Linked DNA regions of Homo sapiens: region 2 is linked to region 1. A link is an interaction called in ENCODE POLR2A ChIA-PET data of the cell type or tissue named here. Cell type or tissue: GM12878. All regions are shown on one strand. Each heading gives the region's core, and the rest is flanking DNA. Links, peaks and the distances in the headings are about the cores only.

Evidence for each region. Peaks named below come from ENCODE experiments on the same cell type or tissue, not always from the same donor. Only the 100,000 strongest peaks of a DNase experiment are listed, where the experiment ranks them.
Region 2: POLR2A ChIA-PET joins it to region 1 with 10 read pairs; 2 of 35 experiments call an interaction of 5 or more read pairs at or near these places.

What each region holds. Positions count from the first base shown.
Region 1 is chr10:50,536,331-50,544,131 of GRCh38, reverse strand. All of the region lies in intron 2 of SGMS1 (sphingomyelin synthase 1), which reads left to right. Among named protein-coding and RNA genes, the nearest start is that of SGMS1, 84 kb to the left of the region's middle. RefSeq lists an enhancer at 5,087-5,296 and a silencer at 5,289-5,583. In GM12878, for the core only: no CTCF peak of the experiment used is centred there; DNase peaks (open chromatin) are centred at 2,031, 3,520, 3,671 and 5,308; H3K4me3 peaks cover 2,124 bases; H3K27ac peaks cover 4,363 bases.
Region 2 is chr10:50,269,156-50,276,956 of GRCh38, reverse strand. No RefSeq gene overlaps it. Among named protein-coding and RNA genes, the nearest start is that of ASAH2, 22 kb to the right of the region's middle. In GM12878, for the core only: a CTCF peak has its summit at 1,090 (motif pointing right); a DNase peak (open chromatin) is centred at 1,064.

The DNA.
Region 1 (7,801 bases), core at 1,016-6,015:
CATTACCTTCCTATAAGCTATGTCAGCATGTGTGAGAAATAAATGTTTAAGAAATAAATGTATCAGAACCTACACATCCAAGGGAGTTTTTCTTCCTCAGAATGTTCTGACTTGGAAAATAAGCTTTGATTTTGGTAGTGCTGCCCATGCCGGACATTTTGGGGATGGCTCTTGGAGGAATGCCTTCTGGGGCTGTAGCACTACGTTCTTCGTATGGCTCCTGTAGTGACCAATTTTCTGTCCCCTGAGTGAATGTGGCTTTGAATTTTTTCTTTTCTTTAAAAAATTTTTCTAAACATAGAAGACATTTGGAACCAAGTAAAAAAAAATCTTTTGGTTTAAAAACTTACCTAGAAAGTTTATTCACAAGAATGGTCATTGGGCCAAATTAAGCTGAGTTTTTAGTTTTAACAAGAAGATTATTAGTTTGGGTCTTTGGCTTTTGGGATTCGTAAGGAAGTTCCTGTCTACTTCCTGCAGAAGCAACTGCTCCCAATCTGATTATTTTGACCTCAAAACCCCATTATTCCTCCTGTCTCCTCTATAAGTGGAACATCAGCCACACTTTGTTTCAGGGTTCCCTTGGCCTGCAGGCCCCAGTTCCTACAGAAACTTCTTTTCCTGACAATCAGTATGATTTTTTTACCTCTACCACATATTTGTTTCTTAGCCTACGCTCTTGTTCTAATGATTACTAATTTTTTACAACTTGATATATGTAATGTTAACTATGTAATGTGTATATCTACTCACCTTGGCTTTTTGAAATAACTTGATTGAGGGCCAGCTCTTGGGCCTCCTGTGTGGATGTGTTAAAGTGCCCTGCCTTATGTCTCTGCTGTCCTCTTTCCTTTCCATAATTCCAAGTGATTAGAAAAGCAGCCACATATTTTATAGTCATTTGTAAGTCAAGTTGCCAGCCTTGCCACATACTCATTTTTTTTTCCAGCTGAGCATATTGTAATGGAAATTCTAAGTTTGCCTTGACATGTTCATTGCTCTGCACAAAGTCAACACTTGGTCTCCAAGACAGTTTGGGTGCTAACTTTATTTCCCTGTACTGTCTGGATTGTGGAAGATCAGATGTGGATGCCTAATGTCCCTTGTTAAAATTGTCCCAAGAGCTATCATATAGACACTGTGTGTGTTTGAAGGAAGCAGGTCCAAGTCTAAACAGTGATGGCATCCTGTTGGTCTGAGAAGCAGGTAACTTGTGTTTTAAAAACAAAACAAACTGAGAAGACTTCCTTTTTCTTTCTTTTTTTTTTTTTTTTGCACTTGGCATTACATTACAATAACCAAAAAAACCCTGCAGGAATGGTTGCTGAAAAACAAATGAAAAAATTAAACAATAATTGAGACTTTTTGAATAATATTTAATATATATCATTGTTATATATAATATAATATATATAATATTTATAGGTTATATATATCTCTCTCCCCTCTCTCTATAAGTGCATTTCTGTATATGTGTGTGTGTGCATGTGTGTGTGTGTATACCTTCTCTGTTTTCTCTGTTTTCCTATACACTTTTCTTTATGGTAGTTTGCTTTTTGCTTTTTAACCATTTTATTTGGACTTATGTTATTCATAAATTCTCTCTTAACCACTTTTTTTTAAGAGCAAATATACATATTTTCTGCTCTAAGCCCAGGTTGGTGACATCATAGAAATTTTAGTGTTTCTTCTTTGTCTCAATCTTTCAAGTATCTCATAATCTGTTCTTAAACAAATGTCTAAGAATAATATGAGTGGCAACACTTCAAAACAGTGATTTTTTTTAAATCACTGTAAACACATATGTGTGTAAGATCTTTTTTGAATTTTTAAAAATAATCTTAAGGAGAATAATAAACATGCTTCCGGCCATTTTTTGAGACATAGAACCTGGAAAATTTTGTTTCCATGTATTTTATGCCGTAGAAGTCTTTGAAGAACGAAAAGTGGGAGTCACAGAGTGTGACTGTGTTCAGTTTCTTTTCCCCCATGAGAAGGTCTAATTTGGTTGCTGTAGCTTCAAAGCTGTGTGTCATGAGAATCTGATGCTAGTGGTGGTGGCTTTGGTGGAGGATTTTAAGAAAAGATAATGGTTCCTGCCACGGTGATTTTAGGCAAAAGAGTGGGACATGCAGCCTCTTCCCCTTCTAGACACCAGCATACTCATCTATTCCATTAAAACTTGTTGGCAGGAAAAAAATCAAACATGCTCCTCGAAGTGGAAGTAACTGGCAGAGGTTTTAGTGCCTTCTTCCTAGGAGGTTGTATTTTAACAGAAAAGAAAACTTTGGCTCCAGGAATAAAAATCCTTTTTTTAAAAGTGCATGAACCCTGCAATTTGGTGCTAATTGTAACTTCTGGAGGCTCCACCCTGGTTCTCTTGATTAAACTCAAAACAACCCCTTTTCCTTCCCAAACATCTCCCAGAGTGGGTGGCTCAGCCAGGGGCCAGCATTTTTATTCCATTTTCGAGGATCTTGGCCCCATCCCTGGTCTTGTCTCCAAGTGGGGCAGCTTAACAACCACTCTCTGTGGGCTTTGAGTATGGCAAGATGACCTGGCAAGCTGAGCTAGGTGTTTGCCATTCACACAGGAAGGGGGCCTTCAGGGAAGAGCTCGAGTCATCATGAAGACAGAGCCTGGATGGTAAAATTAATGCCCCTCATACAGATGTTGAGTCACATGATGTATTAGATAGTCAATGAAAGATGAAATTATGTTGGTATACCATACAAGGCAGTAATGTACAGTACTCCTTAAGAAACATTTTCAATAGGAGTTTTATGGTTGCTTGAATTAAGTTGCTTTGAGAGGTAAAAAGTTGCAGTAAGTGCTATAATTTAGAAAACCAGAGACTTACATGGTAACATCTCTACTGGATTAAGTCTTCATGAGTATAACAGCATAAGTATTATAAAACTTAACTAGAATCGGAAAATAGAAGATAAAGAATTAGTGTTTTGTTTGGATCTTACCTTTTTCTGTGCCTGAAACCCCCACATTTTCAAAAGTCCTTTCCCAAGGTCTCCAACGCTGGTTGGTCCTGTTGCCTTGTGGAGTTTCTAATTGAATGTATCTGAAGCACTTCAATCAGAGCTGAATCTTGGTCTTCCATGCTGTCATCCCCTGTATTCTTTCCCAAACCAAGTTTCTGTTGATTCTGCCTCCAAAAAGTATCTCAAATCCACCCTCCTGGTCCAGTCACCTGGGTGACTGCAGTTGCTATTCATACTCACTGTGACTCTTTTCCACCCTCTTTATGAAATGGAAATCTGGTAATTCACCTCCTTCCCCTAAAAGCCAAAACAAAAAACAAACAAACCTGCAGGACTCAACTTTTCCATGACTTCCCATGATCTTAAGTTGAAATCATAATTTCATAACCTTAGTGACTCGCATGACCTGGCAGTTGCCCACTAATCCCCAGCCCTCCGTGTTCCCCCTCTTCAATCCAGTCATGGTGGCTTAGTTTTGGTTTCTCTGAGATAGCATTCACTTCCACTTTCCTCTCTCTTTTTTCAAATTGTTGACTTTAATTATTTCTTTAGTTCCCCCTTAAATCTCATTTTGTCAGAGAAAGCCTTAGGTTAGAAACCACCTTATTGCATGACATTGACCCCCTTGATAGCAGTCTGTTGGTATATGTCTAGTGGCTGGCATATAGTGGATGCTTATTCATATTTGTTGAGTGAAAGAATGAGAGTAGTGGTAATTGTGAGTATTTTAAGTGCTGCTAAATACTCTGAGAGTTGGCATATCTAGCATGAGGTGTGGCACAGATGCCACCATTTTTTTTTACCTGCCAGACGAGCCAGTCTATTTATTACTAATTTATCACCACATCCTTCCCCTGGGCTGGCTTTCTTAGTACTCTACTGGTCTGTGTGAATTGGCATGTGGCATGAAACCTATTTGACATTTCTAATCTAGCAGAAAATGTCATCACCTTCTGGATGTTTAGGTCCTTGTATTGACCTTTAAACATGTTGCATAAACTTTTCATGCCTTAATTTTCATGCCAGTCTAATACAGGTCATCAGATTGTAAGATAAGATAATTCTTTCATGAAGATTAAGTAAGAAATACTGAAAAATTAGTAGAGCATATTCAAATATAAGGTTGTATAATTACATTCAGTATGCTTTGACATAAATAATCATTTTCTGTTTAGCCACTCTCTTATGCAGACTAAAATGTAAATTTTATATACACATAAATTAAACTTTCAGTTGCATAGGCTTATCATGTCTATATATGAGCCTTACAGCAGGGACTCTAATTTTCTTTCATAATTAAGTTGATTTCTTGTTTCCATTGGACTTTTACTTAATGTTTATTTTGCTAGTGAAAGATCCATTTCAAGGAGATAGAATATAAAACATCAAGAAGAAGATGCTCATTTTAAATTCAGTTTACTATCATTCTGTGGCAGTGTTTCACAAAGCATACCCATGGATCACCTGTATCAGAAACATGTGGGGATGGTTAATTTGCAGGTTCATGCCCCCACAACTTACTGAATCAGAATTTGAGAGGCCCAGAAAACTGCATTTTAAAGTGATCACTTTGTACTTTAAATAAGCTCCATAAGTTTGAGAATCAGGTCCCATATAATACTTAGTGTATACTGTGTCATTAATAAATTTCGAACAGGATCCATAAAAGATGGCTCATTCACCGACCTTTTCAGTCTCACCTGAGCATATAGATGTTATCAGAAAACATATCAATGCCAACACTATACAATAAAAGGTGATGATATTGATTGTGACTAAGGTTGAAAACAGTCTATGACCTTATTCAACTGGAGCACAGAGGATCAACAAGGGGCATTGTTCCTAGATGGCTAAAACACACTGGCCTTCCGGGAACAATGGCCCTTTGACCACAGCTGACACAGGCGGGAAGGAACTAGACAGGGGTCAGATCTCCTCAGTCCAGCAGTGAATGGGTGGGGCCTATGGTTGAGTCCTCTGGAGAAGCCCGGCAGGGGAAGGCCAGCAGTGCCCTTCATGCTCACCAGGGCTGTCACTGTTCTGCCCTCCCTGGATGCCCACATGGCAAGAACGCTTGCCCTGAGCAGGAGGACAGGAACAATACCTGTGTTTTAAAAGTTGGCATTGCCAAGTGTGTAGGATGTGCTGCTCACCGAGTTCGGTGGTTTCCTTGTATTAGTTCATGTAATCAGCTTAAGTAGGGGAAATCCAGGGTGTTGATGAGAAGGCATTTCATGGCAGACTTTAACCCTGGACTGGATTCTGGGGAAGGTTACAAGTCTCCATCTCCTGTTCTTATCAAAACTTGCTCTACTCTTTTGGATCGCCTTTGACCACTTAATGATACTTACAGCTTTTATCTCACAGTTCCACCTCCAGATCAGTATTGTTTTCTGTCATTTCCTGAATGTGAATTCCATCCCACTAAGTAGACACAGAAGTTGTCAGTGGGGAATGGTGTCATCCCTCTCCTCTGGTGTTTTGAAATGTGTGGGAACATTTTCAGTGGTCATGATGATGAGGGGTGTGTATATCAGGATTTAATGTCCTGAGGGTGTGGGATGCTAAATACCTTTCAGTAGTTGGGAGTGGGAGGGTCCCACTTAATGAAGGATTGTCCTGTCCAGAATGCTGAAGGCACCCCTGATAAGCTATCTCTTTTTTTTTTTTTTTTTTTTGAGATGGAGTCTCACTCAGTAGCCCAGGCTGTAGTACAGTGGCATGATCTTGGCTCACTGCAAGCTCCGCCTCCCGGGTTCATGCCATTGTCCTGCCTCAGCCTCCTGAGTAGCTGGGACTACAGGCACCCACCACCACGCCCGGCTAATTTTTTTGTATTTTTAGTAGAGACGGGGTTTCACCATGTTAGCCATGATGGTCTCGATCTCCTGAGCTCATGATCTGCCTGCCTCGGCCTCCCAAAGTGCTGGGATTACAGGTGTGAGCCCACCCACCCACCCCTGATAAGCTCTTTGGTTTTATCTGCATCTTATCCAGCACCTTATTATTATTTGTTTAATCTCTGTATTTCCAGAGCAGGATCTCACTCTGTTGCCCAGGCTGGAGTGCCGTGGCATAATCATAGCTCACTGTAACTTTGAATAGCTGGGCTCAAGCAAGCCTCCTGCCCCAGCCTCCTGAGTAGCAGTGCCTTCTTGAGAACTGACCAAACATTTAATATGTAATGGGATTCATATGGCTTAATAGATGCAGTTTGAGCTTAGTTACTTGTAGGGTAAATAAGCAAATGGTTGAAGCCATCTTCTTGGATGGCTTTTGTGCTCTCACAGTGAAGGTGTCACTCTTCTTGAATTCTGCTTTGTAACCTCATTCTTCCTGACGGTACAATGTAGACAAGCTCTATGACCTAGGGAATAATCCTAAGCAGCTACTGTTCCACTCAGGCAACATTCCTATTTCAAAAACTACCAGCATGTAGTCCCACTGAAACCTTGGTTTCACAAAAAGAAACAGGATGGGGAACATCACACACCGGGGCCTGTTGTGGAATGGGGGCGGGCAGGGGGTGGCGGGGAGGGATAGCATTAAGAGATATACCTAATGTAAATGACGAGTTAATGGGTGCAGCACACCAACATGGCACATGTATACATATGTAACAAACCTGCACGTTGTGCACATGTACCCTAGAACTTAAAGTATAATAAAATATATATATATCTATATATATATATAAAGAAAAAAAAGAAAAGAAACAGGATGATGCTAAGTAAATTAAGTGTTAGCATCATGAAATGGGGTAGAGGGCTGAGTACCCCAACATTTTATCTCTGACACCATCCCAGGTGAGTAGTCTTAGCAGTAGGAGGGTTTGAGATTTGGAGGTACAGGCTCCATACTCCAAACTTTCTGGAGAAAAGGTTACTTTGTCCGTTGATCAGAAAGCTACTGTGTGGAAAAAACAAAGGTTTGAACTAAGGATCAAACAAGATCAGTAGAGGGTCCTGGGATATGCATTGATATGTATCAGTCATTCAGTTAGACATGTTAGAGATGCAGACTGGGAAAATTCAGCCAAAGGAGCTTGAGAGAAATGCAAATGCTAAGATGACTCAGTGGGCTGTTTTCCCTGGAAGGCCTGGGGACCAAACAAGAAGCAATGTGTCAACCCTTTGTCTCTCTGTTACTCTACTTCTAAGAGTAACTTCTAAGGAAATGATTAGTGATGTATTCAGAGATTTCACTCTGAGGATGCCTAAATGCTGAACATTGGAAGCAACCCAGATGATGTCCAAAAGGGGATTGAATAAATATAATTCACCTATATGATAGACTATTGCATAATCTTGACAATGATTATAGCATGTTTTTAATGATGACAATGATTATAGCATGTTTTTCATATTTTTCATGTATGAAGAAAAGTATGACATGGGACAAAATGTATGAAAAACATGCTATAATAAACAGATTAAGATTTCAATAAGGAAACTTTGTAAACATGGAGGAGAGACCTGGAAGGGCATTAATCAAAATATTCACTTGGATTATCTTTGAGAAGTGAAATTCTAGGTAGTTTTTCCTCTTAGAGCTTTAGTGCTGTACATAAAATGTTTTCTGTGAGCATGTAGAATTATTTTTGTAATTAAGCAGTTTAATACAGCAATAAAAACATGATTATTAACAGGTGCCTTGTTGACCCTTTACTCCAAATATTCCTGGTAGTTCTAATCATTTAAAATCTCAATAATTATATATTCTATCATTTTAAATCTAAATATTTCTGATAGGTTTATTCCTCAAAAGGAAATGGGTTTTTTTTGTTTGTTTGTTTGTTTCTTTGT
Region 2 (7,801 bases), core at 1,049-6,048, 270 kb after region 1:
GGGGTTCAGTTGATCCATTTGTAGAATCGGGATCCTGGATGCCAACCTCTGCATAGGTGTTGGGGACAGAGAGGAATAGGATGGAACTCTAACTCCAAATCATCTAATGGAGACACACACACTCATTACATATTGAGTACCAAAACAGGAGAGTGTACAAAGCTTAAGAGGAAGAAATGGATTATGCAATTAACTTTGCCTGCGGGATCATCATTCCAATAAATAACATCTTTTGAGCACTCTGTAGTTCACACAGCACTACTACACACTCTTTCTCTGTGTTGCCTCCACAGTCCCGTGAAGTAGATTCTTGGTAGGAGGATGAGGAAGGCAAGCCCCATTCCTATCACTGCTGACAAAGGAAAAGAGCTGCGATGTGAGGTGATACCTGGAAATCTTGCCTCATTGGTTAAAGCAGCCAGGAGCAGACTCTGAAGTTCTTCCAGATTGGCACCTTTCCAGAGCCTCTCTGCAGTGACACTTTGCCAGTCTCTTAATGTCCTCCTCAGAGAAAGAAGCACCTGCTTCTCTGCTAAGAGGCAAGGTCAAGTCAACGTAGATGAGAAAAGTGGAGGATACATCTCATTTCCAGTGCAAATACATCATGGAGAGGGAGGAAAGGAACCAAGCTAATCTGAACTGTCCCTTGTGGCAGGCACTAGGAGTTTTGCTAGCATCAGAGTGAAATGGGTACCCATGAAAAAATGGAAATAGAAGCCTTGAGATGGCCAGTTACTCCTCTCCAGGATCAAGACTCCAAAACAGGAATCACCCCATATCACTAGATTTGAGTGTCAGGGATCATCTGAGCGAGAAGGGAACTCTGACACCCCAGAGCTCCCTGTAGCAAGGGACTATGTGACTCAAAGCCAATTTAATTCTAAGTTTTGCTGCTCAACTGTCTTCCCATTCAGTATGAGGGAATTTGTCCCAAATTCCTTCAGAAAAGTGGAGTCCAATAACGGTTGTACCTATGATTCAGTGAGGCTTCTCTACACATCTTACTGAGAAAAGCTTCAGCCACAATAAGACATTTGAAGAGAAGGTGGTCAGGGCTCAGTCATCACCAGATTATGGCAGCCACGGAAGCCACCAGAGGGCAGTGCAGATAATGCCATTGGTGACTGGGAAGGAGAATTTATTGTCCACTCAGGAGTGTGACATGAGCTTTTTGGGACTCTGCCAGGAAAGAGACCCCTGAAAGTCTCAGAGAATCTCCTGGAACTGTTTTCAATATTGTTTTTATTGTTACCCACATTTCCTGATTGCTCTTTTAGACTGGCCTGGTCTGGGAAAAGCAGCTGACATAAGGAAAAGCCTCAAAACCTATTCATGATACAAAACAAAGCAGTCTGCACTGGGTGGGTATGGTTTTGACACCACCTGGAGAATCCAGTCTCAATTCCTGCTCCCCATTGCTTTTCCAGCTCCGAGGGCGGCATTGTCATCTGAAAGTTGACTTGAGAAACGCCTCATTGGTGGCCTAAGAGGTGGCTTGTACAGGGACAATGGTGTGTTGGGGACAGCTCATATTGGCTCGTCAGAACCAATTGTGTGCAGACCTTCCCAGCTTCACTTTCAGCAATGTCATTTGATTGTTTGAAAGTAATTATGGTAGGAGTATTCACACCATAGAGGAGGGTGAATGTTACACATTAGAGCTTTTATTCCTGAAGAGCCAGGTGTTAACATTTGGCATCTCACCACCGCCAATATTTTTGCAAAAATTCTTTCATAAAGACATGATGTTCTGGTTTAAGAAATTAGGAGGAAAAAATGGCTTTGTATTGTTATAGGACATCATGACAGATCCAAGATCAATTTTTGTTAGCAAGACAACTCTTTAAGAGTTTGCAAATGGGGAGTATTCTGGGCAAGTCACCTTTCCAGGGAAGGCTACTACTTTCGTAAGTGCTCAAACTTCTCATCCTGCTTAATCAGTCACATAATTCCATCTGTATGTTACTATAAGAGTGGGAGTTTTTTTTTTAATTGACATTTTTTAATTGAGACAGAGTCTTGCTCTCTTGCCCAAGCTGGAGTGCAGTGGTGCAGTCACGGCTCATTCTAGCCTAAACCTCCCAGGCTAAAGAGATTCTCCCACTTCAACCTTCCTAGTAGCTGGGACCACAGGCGTGCACCACCATGCTTGGCTAAATTATTTTTATTTATTATTATTATTATTATTATTTTAGAGATGGGGTCTCCCCTAAGGAGGAAAAATTTATAAGGAAATCTTTGTAGCTGAAATGAAGAGTACTTGAATACTTTTTAGCTCCTTTACCTTTTCTGAGTTAATGGAAGTAGAAACAAGAAGTTCTCCAAACCCCAATGTGGAAGGTCATTTTTCAAAATCCATCTTCCTAATCTCATATCCATGGAGACAGGGTATGACTGGCACCCCATAGCAGATGAACTCTATGGCTAAGATCACTTTATGTCGTCTCAGAGATTGGGGAAGCCTCTAAGAGCTTTCTTTATAGGAGGCATTCATTCATGTACAGGTCCTTAAAGATTCTTATCCAGTCATGCTAAACCTAAACCAAAGGGATTTTCATTTTAGAAAATGTGAGAACTCTCCATGGATTATATTAATGTATAAGAATTATTCATTAGCACTTGATAAGAGCATCTATACTAAAAAGGTAATTATGAAACAATTGTATTTAATAATTGGGTGAACTTAATATGTACTTCTTGTTTACTTCTCACAATGACCTTAAGAGATGGATACTATTATTAGGCCCATTTTACAGATGAAAGAATGGATCAAAGAGAAATTAAGTGAACCTCATATTAGGGTAGTGCTGGGATTGGAACTCAATAAATCTTAATCCAGAATCCATACTCAAAACCCACAATTATTTATTGCCTCCTTGAAAGGGGAATGACTTGAAATTCAGCTCCCCTCCTCTGAACATAGGCACTCACTTTTGTTGCATGACAAACTATCTCTATCAGGAGGTAGCAGAACAATACATTTCATAATTTGATCAAGTCTTTCACATGTCCTATTATGTCAAAACTCCAGACACAGAGCAAAGGCTGAAAGACGGGGTAGGATGCTGTGGTTTCCACTTGTGCAGCCATGGTCAAGTGTTCAATGCAGGAGCCATTTCTCCTACTCCTCTCTTATGCAGAAAAAAAAACCCAAAATTCTTTTGCATTTACTTTTTCTCCTTTCCAGTTGTTTTTGGTTCTGCCAGGACTCTTGAGTGATAATGTAGTATTTTTAGGGGAAATAAGAAATTGACTTCTCTCCCCTGTGCATTCATTCAATGCTGCTGAGTATCTTGGGGGAAATCCCGTGTTCATGAGATTCATGTTTATGTGTTTATTCTTACAAACTTTAGCCTCAGCCTTCATTCTAATAATCTTAGGCCTGAAGTTTATACTAAAGACTCAAACTCCATCTATATTCTTCTTCCCTTCCTAATCAGTTTGTTTTCTCATTTCTTATTGTAGGTAATGGCTCCATATTCTCTCATAAGCTCAAAAAATTGGAATGATATTTAGTTGCCCCTCCCCTTCACCCCCCCAACATGAAACAAGTGCCAAGTCATACAGACACACTTTGCTAACACTTCTCAAAGTATTCTTCCTTTTCATTTCCACTTCCACTTCCACTTCCAAACGCCGCCCTGGCTCTGCTTCCCACCTAAATGATGTCTCACCTCTTAAAGAGCTGACTGTCTTCAGTCCAAGGGTGTCCATTAGGTTTCAATTGACTTTTTAGCTCCACCCCTTCCCCCGCCATTAGAACACTATGCTGAGAAGAATTTGGAGGATCTGCTTGGGCTTCTCAGAAATAAGTCCCTCGATCAATTCATCATGCCTGTGGTGGTTCAGGGATAGGGAAGAAGCATCCTCTCTTAGACTCTCCCTGCTCTACTTACCCACTTCTGCCAGATGAATATTGGCAAAACGCAGCTCTATTTGTACTGTCCTGCTTAAAAATGTTCAGGGACTCTTAACTGCCTTCACTAACATTAAATCCCTTAGCCTGGCATTTAAGCACCTCCAGGCTCTGTCCGTAACTTATTTCAGGTGCAATCGTCATGGCTCCCCTACAAAAGCCTGCATTAGCAGATCTCAGACTCAGCCTCACAATGGACCATGGGGCGAGAGAGGGTGGGATTATAGTCCGACAGCTGGCAATTGTGCATAACTCCATAGCCTGTCTTAACTCTGGCATAATCAGGGTATGAATGTGGGAGAGTTACATATGAATATCATCTTTCAGGAGGTTAATGTAAAATAAGATTGAGAACTGCTGCCCTCGTCTTAGCCAAGCCACGATGCTTGCGATTCCATATGTTCTGGGTTTTCCCATTCTTGCACTTTGGTGGATGCTCATCTTTTGCCTCACCTCTATAACCCTGCCTGGCAAAATCCTTTTTGTCCTTCAAAGTTCAGTTTGAATTCTACATTTTAATGACAACTTCTGTAATTTTTCAAACTAGATAAGATATATCTTCTTTATGAGTCCCCAGAACATTTTATTTAGGATGCTATGTTTAAGCTTACATTGTATTTATTTTGCAATTATTGTCTTGTATTGGCAAAATAATCTTTTTTTTTTTACGAGAAAGCCATAAAAACAAAACAAACAAACAAACAAAAAACCCAAGATTCTCTATTTCACTGGGCTGCATACATGGTAGGTCCTGTATGATCTGACTTCTGACCACGCTTGTCATGCCTTCCCTCAAACCCCTTTGCCTTCTCTGCTCCTGCCATCCTAAACAACTTGGAATGTCCCAAACTCCATGTTCTGTCTCAATTATCTTCAGGTCTTGCGCACATCATGCCTTCTTATCAGGTGAAGTACATTACCAAAATAGCCACAGTCCTTCACCCACCCCTGTGACCACACCTTTCAGTGTGACTTCCCATCACTAGGTGGAGACAATTTCCCCTCCCCTTGAATCTGGGCTGGTTCTGGGACTTGCTTATTTTGGTAACAGGGAATGCAGAGGAAGTTCATTGTGCCAGTTCTGAGCCTCAGCATCAAAAGGCTTGCATGTTTTCACTCATTCTCTTGGAAGCTTGTTCAGCTGCCATGTGAACAAACCTGGGCTAGCCTGCTGGAGAATGAGAGATGATGTGGAGGAGAGACAAGTGGTCCAAGCTGAGGCTATCCCAAACCACAGTCCCCACACAACACCCAACCAACCCAGCAGCTCTCTGTTGGTTGATGGATTAGAAAGTCTCAAGTCAGAGCTATCTAGCCGGGCCCAGCCCAAATTGTTAATGCACAAGATTATGAGATAACACATTGTTGTTATTTTAAACTATTACGTTTTGGGGTGGTTTGTTATGCAGCCAGAGTTGCACTAAGTTAACAGCTACCTTTCTGATCTCCACCTGTCAAAGCTATTTCTGATCCTCTTCAAGTCTGGGTTAGGGTTTCCTCTTACATACCCCAGAGGTACTCACAGTTCAATACTGTAATTACTTGGACATCATCTCTATTTTGACATTTGATTGTAATATTTTTAGGGCAGGAACTTCATCTTATGAATTGTATCCTTTTGTTCTAGCACAGTGTCTGGTACTCCATAGATGCTCGGAAAGTATTTGTGAATGAAAGAATGGATTAAATCAGAGGTTGCAACTTGTGGACAACCTATTTTCATTTTGTCCTGCATAGTGTTGATCTGAAGAGCGATAAACATGTTTGGGTTTCTTTTTTAGGAATTGTTGGCCGACATTTGAAAATCAAGAAATTTGAGATAAACACCTGCATTACTGACTTGTCATTAAAAGAAATGGGAGGATCCGTCAACATTGGGCCTGCATTTTCTCATGGCACCAATGAGTAGTGACAGTTCCCTTTAGATGGGGCACATATTTTCTGACTGTGACAGTCTGGCAGGGGTTCCTATTGTCTCATCCACACCCATTGTTATTGATCATCACATCTGTGCTGTTCTCTTTTTTTTATGTTTAATTTTTTTTTATTATACTTTAAGTTTAAGGATACATGCGCCCAACGTGCAGGTTTGTTACATATGTATACATGTGCCACGTTGGTGTGCTGCACCCAATAACTTGTCATTTAACATTAGGTATATCTCCTAATGCTATCCCTCCCCACCAACCCACAACAGGCCCTGGTGTGTGATATTCCCCTTCCTGTGTCCATGTGTTCTCATTGTTCAATTCCCACCTATGAGTAAGAACATGTGGTGTTTGGTTTTTTGTCCTTGCGATAGTTTGCTGAGAATGATGGTTTCCAGCTTCATCCATGTCCCTACAAAGGACATGAACTCATCATTTTTTATGGCTGCATAGTAGTCCATGGTGTATATGTGCCACATTTTCTTAATCCAGTCTATCATTTTTGGACATTTGGGTTGGTTCCAAGTCTCTGCTATTGTGAATAGTGCCACAATAAACATATGTGTGCGTGTCTCTTTATAGCAGCATGATTTATAATCCTGTGGGTACATACCCAGTAATGGGATTGCTGGGTCAAATGGTATTTCTAGTTCTAGATCCCTGAGGAATTGCCACACTGACTTCCACAATGGTTGAACTAGTTTACAGTCCCACCAACAGTGTAAAAGTGTTCCTATTTCTCCACATCCTCTCCAGCACCTGTTGTTTCCTGACTTTTTAATGATCTCCATTCTAACTGGTGTGAGATGGTATCTCATTGTGGTTTTGATTTGCATTTCTCTGATGGTCAGTGATGATGAGCATTTTTTCATGTGTCTTTTGGCTGCATAAATGTCTTCTTTTGAGAAGTGTCTGTTCATATCCTTCGCCCACTTGTTGATGGGTTTTTTTTTTTCTTGTAAATTTGTTTGTGTTCTTTGTAGATTCTGGATATTAGCCCTTTGTCAGATGAGTAGATTGCAAAAATTTTCTCCCACTCTGTAGGTTGCCTGTTCACTCTGATGGTAGTTTCTCTTGCTGTCCACAAGCTCTTTAGTTTAATTAGATCCCATTTGTCAATTTTGGCTTCTGTTGCCATTGCTTTTGGTGTTTTAGACATGAAGTCCTTGCCCATGCCTATGTCCTGACTGGTATTGCCTAGGTTTTCTTCTAGGGTTTTTACGGTTTTAGGTCTAACATTTAAGTCTTTAATCCATCTTGAATTAATTTTTGTATAAGGTGTAAGGAAGGGATACAGTTTCAGCTTTCTCCATATGGCTAGCCCATTTTCCCAGCACCATTTATTAAATAGGGAATCCTTTCCCCATTTCTTGTTTTTGTCAGATTTGTCAAAGATGAGATAGTTGTAGATATGTGGCATTATTTTTGAGGGCTCTGTTCTGTTCCATTGATCTATATCTCTGTTTTGGTACCAGTACCATGCTGTTTTGGTTACTGTAGCCTTGCAGTATACTTTGAAGTCAGGTAGCGTGATGCCTCCAGCTTTGTTCTTTTGGCTTAGGATTGACTTGGCAATGTGGGCTCTTTTTTTGTTCCATATGAACTTTAAAGTAGTTTTTTCCAATTCTGTGAAGAAAGTCATTGGTAGCTTCATGGGGATGGCATTCAATCTATAAATTACCTTGGGCAGTATGGCCATTTTCACAATGTTGATTCTTCCTACCCATGGGCATGGAATGTTCTTCCATTTGTTTGTATCCTCTTTTATTTCATTGAGCAGTGGTTTGTAGTTCTCCTTGAAGAGGTCCTTCACATCCCTTGTAAGTTGGATTCCTAGGTATTTTATTCTCTTTGAAGCAATTGTGAATGGAAGTTCACTCATGATTTGGCTCTCTGTTTGTCTGTTATTGGTGTATAAGAATGCTTGTGATTTTTGCACATTGATTTTGTATCCTGA